Linked DNA regions of Homo sapiens: region 1 is linked to region 2. A link is a loop called in an ENCODE intact Hi-C map of the cell type or tissue named here. Cell type or tissue: IMR-90. All regions are shown on one strand. Each heading gives the region's core, and the rest is flanking DNA. Links, peaks and the distances in the headings are about the cores only. Region 1 overlaps SPTBN2 (spectrin beta, non-erythrocytic 2). Region 2 has its middle 12 kb from the start of NPAS4.

What was found. Hi-C counts contacts between places; a loop is a spot of excess contacts. Peaks named below come from ENCODE experiments on the same cell type or tissue, not always from the same donor. Only the 100,000 strongest peaks of a DNase experiment are listed, where the experiment ranks them.
Region 1: it touches region 2 in a loop (8-fold over the local background); 18 of 110 quality-filtered maps call a loop at or near these places.

The regions. Positions count from the first base shown.
Region 1 is chr11:66,693,122-66,696,017 of GRCh38, reverse strand. SPTBN2 (spectrin beta, non-erythrocytic 2) reads left to right here. Exons shown (of 38, transcript NM_006946.4): 22 at 1,655-1,879; 23 at 2,157-2,246; 24 at 2,572-2,832. Among named protein-coding and RNA genes, the nearest start is that of RBM4B, 17 kb to the right of the region's middle. RefSeq lists an enhancer at 701-1,201. In IMR-90, for the core only: a CTCF peak has its summit at 1,140 (motif pointing left); a DNase peak (open chromatin) is centred at 1,107.
Region 2 is chr11:66,407,284-66,410,179 of GRCh38, reverse strand. It overlaps a transcript of NPAS4 not described here. Among named protein-coding and RNA genes, the nearest start is that of NPAS4, 12 kb to the left of the region's middle. RefSeq lists a silencer at 1,220-1,279. In IMR-90, for the core only: a CTCF peak has its summit at 1,582 (motif pointing left); DNase peaks (open chromatin) are centred at 1,139 and 1,559; H3K4me3 peaks cover 387 bases; H3K27ac peaks cover 649 bases; H3K27me3 peaks cover 189 bases.

The DNA.
Region 1 (2,896 bases), core at 142-2,641, 290 kb before region 2:
TGCCTGTAATCTCAGCACTTTGGGAGGCCAAGGCAGGCAGGTCGCTTGAGGTCAGGAGTTCAAGACCAGCCTGGCCAACATGGTGAAACCCCGTCTCTACTAAAAATACAAAAATTAGCCAGGCGTGGTGGCGCACGCCTGTTATCCCAGCTACTTGGGAGGCTGAGGGCTGAGGGAGGAGGATAGCTTGAACCCAGGAGACAGAGGTTGCAGTGAGCCGTGATCATGCCATCGCACTCCAGCCTGGGCAAGCCTCTGTCTCAAAAAAAAAAACAGAAGTATAAATTAGTAAAAGGTGGTAAAGAGAACTCTATAGCAGGGGTCAGAAAACTTTTTTCAGTAAAGCACCAGATAGTAAATTTTTGGGGCTTCATGGGTCGTAAGGTCTATGTCACAGCCCTTCAACTCTGCCCTTGTAAGGAAAAGCAGCTGCGGATTATATGTAAAATAAGGGGTATGGCCAGGTGTGGTGGCTCACACATGTAATCCCAACACTTTGGGAGGCCGAGGTGGCCGGATCACTTGAGTCCAGGAGTTTTGAGACTAGCCTGGGCAACATGGCAAAACCCCATCTCTACAAAAACTACAAAAATTAGCTGGGCGTGGTGGTGGTGTGTGCCTGTAGTCCCAGCTACTCAGGAGGCTGAGGTGAGAAGATTGTTTGAGCCTGGAGAGTCGAGGCTGCAGTGGGCTGTGATCGTGCCACTGCACTGCAGCCTGGGTGGCAGAGCGAGACTTGTCTCAAAAAATTTTTTAAAAAGGGGTGCAGCTGTGGTCCAATAAAAACTTTATAAGGCTAGGCAGTGGGCTGGACTTGCTGGTCCCTGCTCTGAAGAATGCAGAATGGGAAGTGTAGGGAGCAGCTGACACCTCTGGGGTTGAGGAGTCCCCCAGGAAGGAGCAAGATGGCTGAGTCTCAGACCTCCTTGGAGAGGGCGGAGGCCCACTGAATGGCCTGGAAATTTGCTGGGGTATCACAGGCCAGAGCATGTCTGAAGCCAGCAAGCCAAGGCTGGCCAGCAGGAAGTGGCCACTAGAGTGCAGCAAAACTTGCCAGAGAGTAAGAGCCACCGGATCTCTTGCGCACTGTGGACAGTTTTGCTGTAGGAGGAAGAAAAGCACCTTGGAACCGTGGAATGCCCCACATCTGCTAGGCATTGTGGTGTCCCTCCAGCGCCCTCTGCTGACAAGGCCTAGATTGTGCCTGCTGGCAAAGGAGGAATGTTTCCAGGGGCCAGTTCCAGTGTCTCAAAGCAGGGCCACGATGGATTGGGGATGGAGAGACAATGAATTGATAATGGGCACAGTTATCACACTACCCTGGATTTTTTAATTTCAATCTTTTAGATTCGCGGGTGTGGGTGCAGGTTTGTTATAAGTTATATTGTGTGATGCTGAAGTTTGGGGTGTAATTGAACCCATCACCCATGTAGTGAGCACAGTACCCAATAGGGATTTTTTCAACCCCTGCCCTTGGATTCTTGTGCATATAAAGTTCGAGATCCACTGATCCAGCCCATGAGGGGATGCTCTCCCTGGGTGAGCTGCAGTGATGAGCAGCCACAGTGGGCTGGATAGAGACTGGTTGGTGTCTCTGCTGGGCATGAAGGCGGAAATGCAGAGCTAACATGTCCTTCCTCCTGGCGGTTTGCAGATGCTGGAATGGGAGATGGCTGTGAGAGAGAAGGAGGTGGAGGCAATCCAGGCCCAGGCCAAAGCACTGGCCCAGGAGGACCAGGGTGCAGGGGAGGTGGAGAGAACCTCGAGGGCCGTGGAGGAGAAGTTCAGGGCCTTGTGCCAGCCCATGCGGGAACGCTGCCGGCGCCTGCAGGCTTCTCGCGAGCAGCACCAGTTCCACCGCGATGTGGAAGATGAGATTGTGAGTCACTGGGGCCAAGGACGGCAAGCTGCCCCCAGCCATGTGGTTCTCCAGCCTCCCTCCTGGATGCCAGGGAGATGCCAGCAGGGCTCTATTCCCTCTTCTCTTTGGCATTGACCATCTCCCCTATAGGGAGACTTGGAGATGCCTCCCAGAACCAGAGATGACTGTTCCCCACACACAGGGCGGTAGCCCCAGGTGTCCCCACTCCCACTAATCAGTCCCTGCTGCTTGCCTTGCCCTCTGGGCCTCCACTGACCCCCTCTTCCTCTTCCAGTTGTGGGTGACAGAGCGGCTGCCCATGGCCAGCTCCATGGAGCATGGCAAGGACCTGCCCAGCGTCCAGCTTCTCATGAAGAAAAACCAGGTGAGGCAGAGGCTGAAGGCAAAAGAGAAGTTCCCAGGAGCCTGCCCAGACTTGGACGTGTTTTTTCTTAAGACCAGGCCCCCCTCGATGCTGAGTGTAACCCTGGACTTCAGTGGCTGTCTTTCCTCACCTTGGGAGGGTGGGTCCTCTCAGTAGGAGATAGTGGGGGCTGGGCGGCTGACGGGTGTTACCATCGCACCCCCAGGCTAGGAGAGGGAGCAGAGGACCCAGGAAGGAGAGAGGCACAGGGGTGAAGGGTGGTCTCCGGGAGCACGTGGGGCTGGGGCAGGACTTTCAGCATTTTCTCTTCTGTGGCCATGGGCAGACCCTGCAGAAAGAGATTCAGGGCCATGAGCCCCGGATCGCGGACCTGAGGGAGCGGCAGCGTGCTCTAGGTGCAGCAGCAGCAGGTCCAGAGCTGGCTGAGCTGCAGGAAATGTGGAAACGCCTGGGCCACGAGCTGGAACTTCGAGGGAAGCGACTGGAGGATGCCCTGCGAGCCCAGCAGTTCTACCGCGATGCCGCCGAGGCGGAGGCCTGGATGGGCGAGCAGGAATTACACATGATGGGCCAGGAGAAGGCCAAGGTGAGGGCCAGGACAGAGCCCAGTGTATGTGACCAGTTCTGCCCTCCCCTGACCTGATGCTGGA
Region 2 (2,896 bases), core at 195-2,694:
GTCCCGGTCAAACGCCTCCAGGAAGTGCTGCAGGGAGAGAGCAGAGGTCAATAGGACCGGGCAGGGGGTCCAAAGGGCTGGGTCCACTTGACTCTGGGGAGCCCTGCCGGACCCCTGCAGGCCACACCTACATCCAGAGGCCAATTGGTCCTTGTAGGCAGTCTGGGGAAATGTTTGGTTCCAGAAAGTTCCAGAGCTGGTGGCTGCAGGAATCCTTCAATGGAGGCGATGTTTGCAAGCAGCAGCAACCTAGTTGGTTGGTCGTGGAGTCCGTGGCATCCAGAAGCTTTTCCAAAAAGTCCGCCCAGGTCCAGACTGTGCTGGGGAAGGAGAGGCAGCTGGTGCCATGACAGAGGTGTCCAGCCCCTCTGCTTGGTGCAGGGCAGGGGCTGGATACTGGCACACGGGGCTGGCTATGCTCAACCATAAGGAATGCCTTGACCTCTGGCCAGGAGGTCAGCATCTGTGGGTTCTGGCCCATGCTCTTCCTCTAGGAACGTGCCATGTGGCCCTAGTCAATCACTACTTTTCTCTGGGCCTCAGTTTCCCTTCCAGTTTAAGGAGGGGGTTGGAGCAACTGGTAAGGGGCTTTCCCAGGATCCTAACTCTGCTCCAGGCTGAGCTCAGGGAGAAAAAGTTTAAGGGGTCGGGGGCGCCTGGAGGGAGGCAAAGGTCTCCAGGGTCCCATGGTGGCCCCAAGGGTAGTGAAGTCCTCACCTGGTGTTTTCACCCTGTGGCCTTGTCCAGAGAGGATCCCCGAAGGCGCTAGGCCTGGCATCTCGTTTCTTTCCAAGGTTTGGACAGAAGTCTCCCCTGTTGGAGGAGCAGGGCGGGGGCGAGGGGCAAGGGCAGGACTTCCCTTCTCCCTGGTTGAAATGTCTCCATAGAGGGTGGGGGGCGCTAAGATGGGGGTGGTGGGGGCGTGTGGCGCCGGGGACTCCCCGGCCCGGCGCGGGGCTCGCGGCTCGGGGGCGGGGGCAGCTCCCAGGCTCTGGTGGAGCCGCCACTCCGCCAGTTGCCTTAAAAAGGCGCCAGCGCGCGCGCATCAGCAGAAGGGCTGCGGCTCTCTTCCAAATTAGGCAAGAATTGGGAGGCCGCGGGAGACTAGCTGCGAGAAGAGCGCGGACGTCACCCGGGGCCTCCCTCTCCCTCCCGCTCCCCGCGCCTGCATCACGTCCCCATGGCAACGGCGTGCCTCGGCGGCGATGAATGAGCCACTGCGAAGACCGGCGCGCGCCGAGATGCGCGCCCCCTCCGCCAGGCGTCACGGCCCCGCGGCTGCCCAGGGTAAGGGGGTGCAGCCCGGCGCCCGGAGGAAGGGATGCCCCACTCAGATTCCCAAAAGCCCAGGACCCATTCATTCCCAGCTGATCTTGTTGTGTCCCGGGAGCCCGGGGAATACTCCGTCCAGGGGTCCTTGACCCTCTGGTTCAGGGCTCCCTGGCTCCCAAGGCCCCCCTTACCCGGTCTCCGCTCTCCCCCGGTCAGCCCTCTGCTCCCCAAAGCCTGCGGCAAACCAAGCATTGTGTGGCTTAGCGCCACCGCGTGGCCGATTGTGGGGCTGCGGCGGGCGTGCTTGGCGGCTGGAGTCCCGCCGTCTATGTCGCCCTCTGGCGTCTGCAAGAGGGGAAGAGCATAAAAGAACTCAGCAATTTTCACACCAGAACCCTGATTAACGCGGGACTCATTCTTACCACTTAGGATTAACTTGTGATCAATCACACTTGTGATTAACGTTCAGCGAGCGCGCTCCATGTGTTAGGCACTTGCTACGTGCTTTCCTCGTATTACTCCATTCTCACAGCAACTCTGTAATGCAGAATATTATTATCATTTTATTTTACTTATTTTTTGAGACAGGGTCTCACTCTGTCATCAAGACTGGAGTGCAGTGGTGCGATCTCAGCTCACTCCAGCCTCTGTCTCCTGGGTTCAAGCAATCCTCTCGCTTTAGCCTCCTGAGTAGCTGGGATTACAGGCGCGCACCACCACACCCAGTTAATTTTTGTATTTTTAGTAGAGATGGGGTGTTGCCATGTTGCCCAGGCTGGTCTCGAACTCCTAGACTCAAGCAATCTGCCTGCCTCAGCCTCCCAAAGTGCTGGGATTACAGACGTGAACCACCGCTCCTGGCCTATTATCATTTTAAAGTGAGAAAAACTGAAGCCGAAAGAAGTTGTGGCTTTGCCTAAGATCCCATAGCAGCACGGGGCAGAACGGCCTCCTGCACTCAAGACTGTGAAAAGTGCTCTTGGGCCCTTTCACTTCCACACCCCTTGTCTCTTTTGACCAGCCTCACAGTCTCTTGAGATAAGCAGGACAGTGAGCATTAAAATCATTCCCATGTACAGATAAGGAGACTGAGACTGGGAGAAGTGAAATGGTTTTCCGGAGGTTTCAGACAGCCAAGGGTGGAACTCAGGTCTCTGGGCCTCTGACCCAGAGCTTTTTAGGATGAGGTAGCAGGGTGAAAGTGAGTCCAACACATCTCTGTGAGCCCCTGCTCCTTAGGATGAACGAAGGAGCCCATCCTAAGCTACTCCACCGTTAACAAACCAAGCAGCCCACAGTCAGGAGAGGGTCAGGGGGTCTCCCTATCTTCCAGCGTTTTGGGTGTTCATAGGAGCTAGATGCTCCAGTCTCTCCCCCTCCTCCCCAATTATCAATATCTCTAATTTTATTTTATTTTATTTTGAGATGGAGTTTTGCTCTTGTTGCCCAGGCTGGAGTGCAGTGATACAATCTCGGCTCACTCACTGCAACCTCCACCTCCTGGATTAAAGCAGCTCTCCTGGGTCAGCCTCCCAAGTAGCTGGGATTGCAGGTGCAGCTAATTTTTGTATTTTTTAGTAGGAACGGGGTTTCACCATGTTGGCCAGGCTGGTCTCAAACTCCC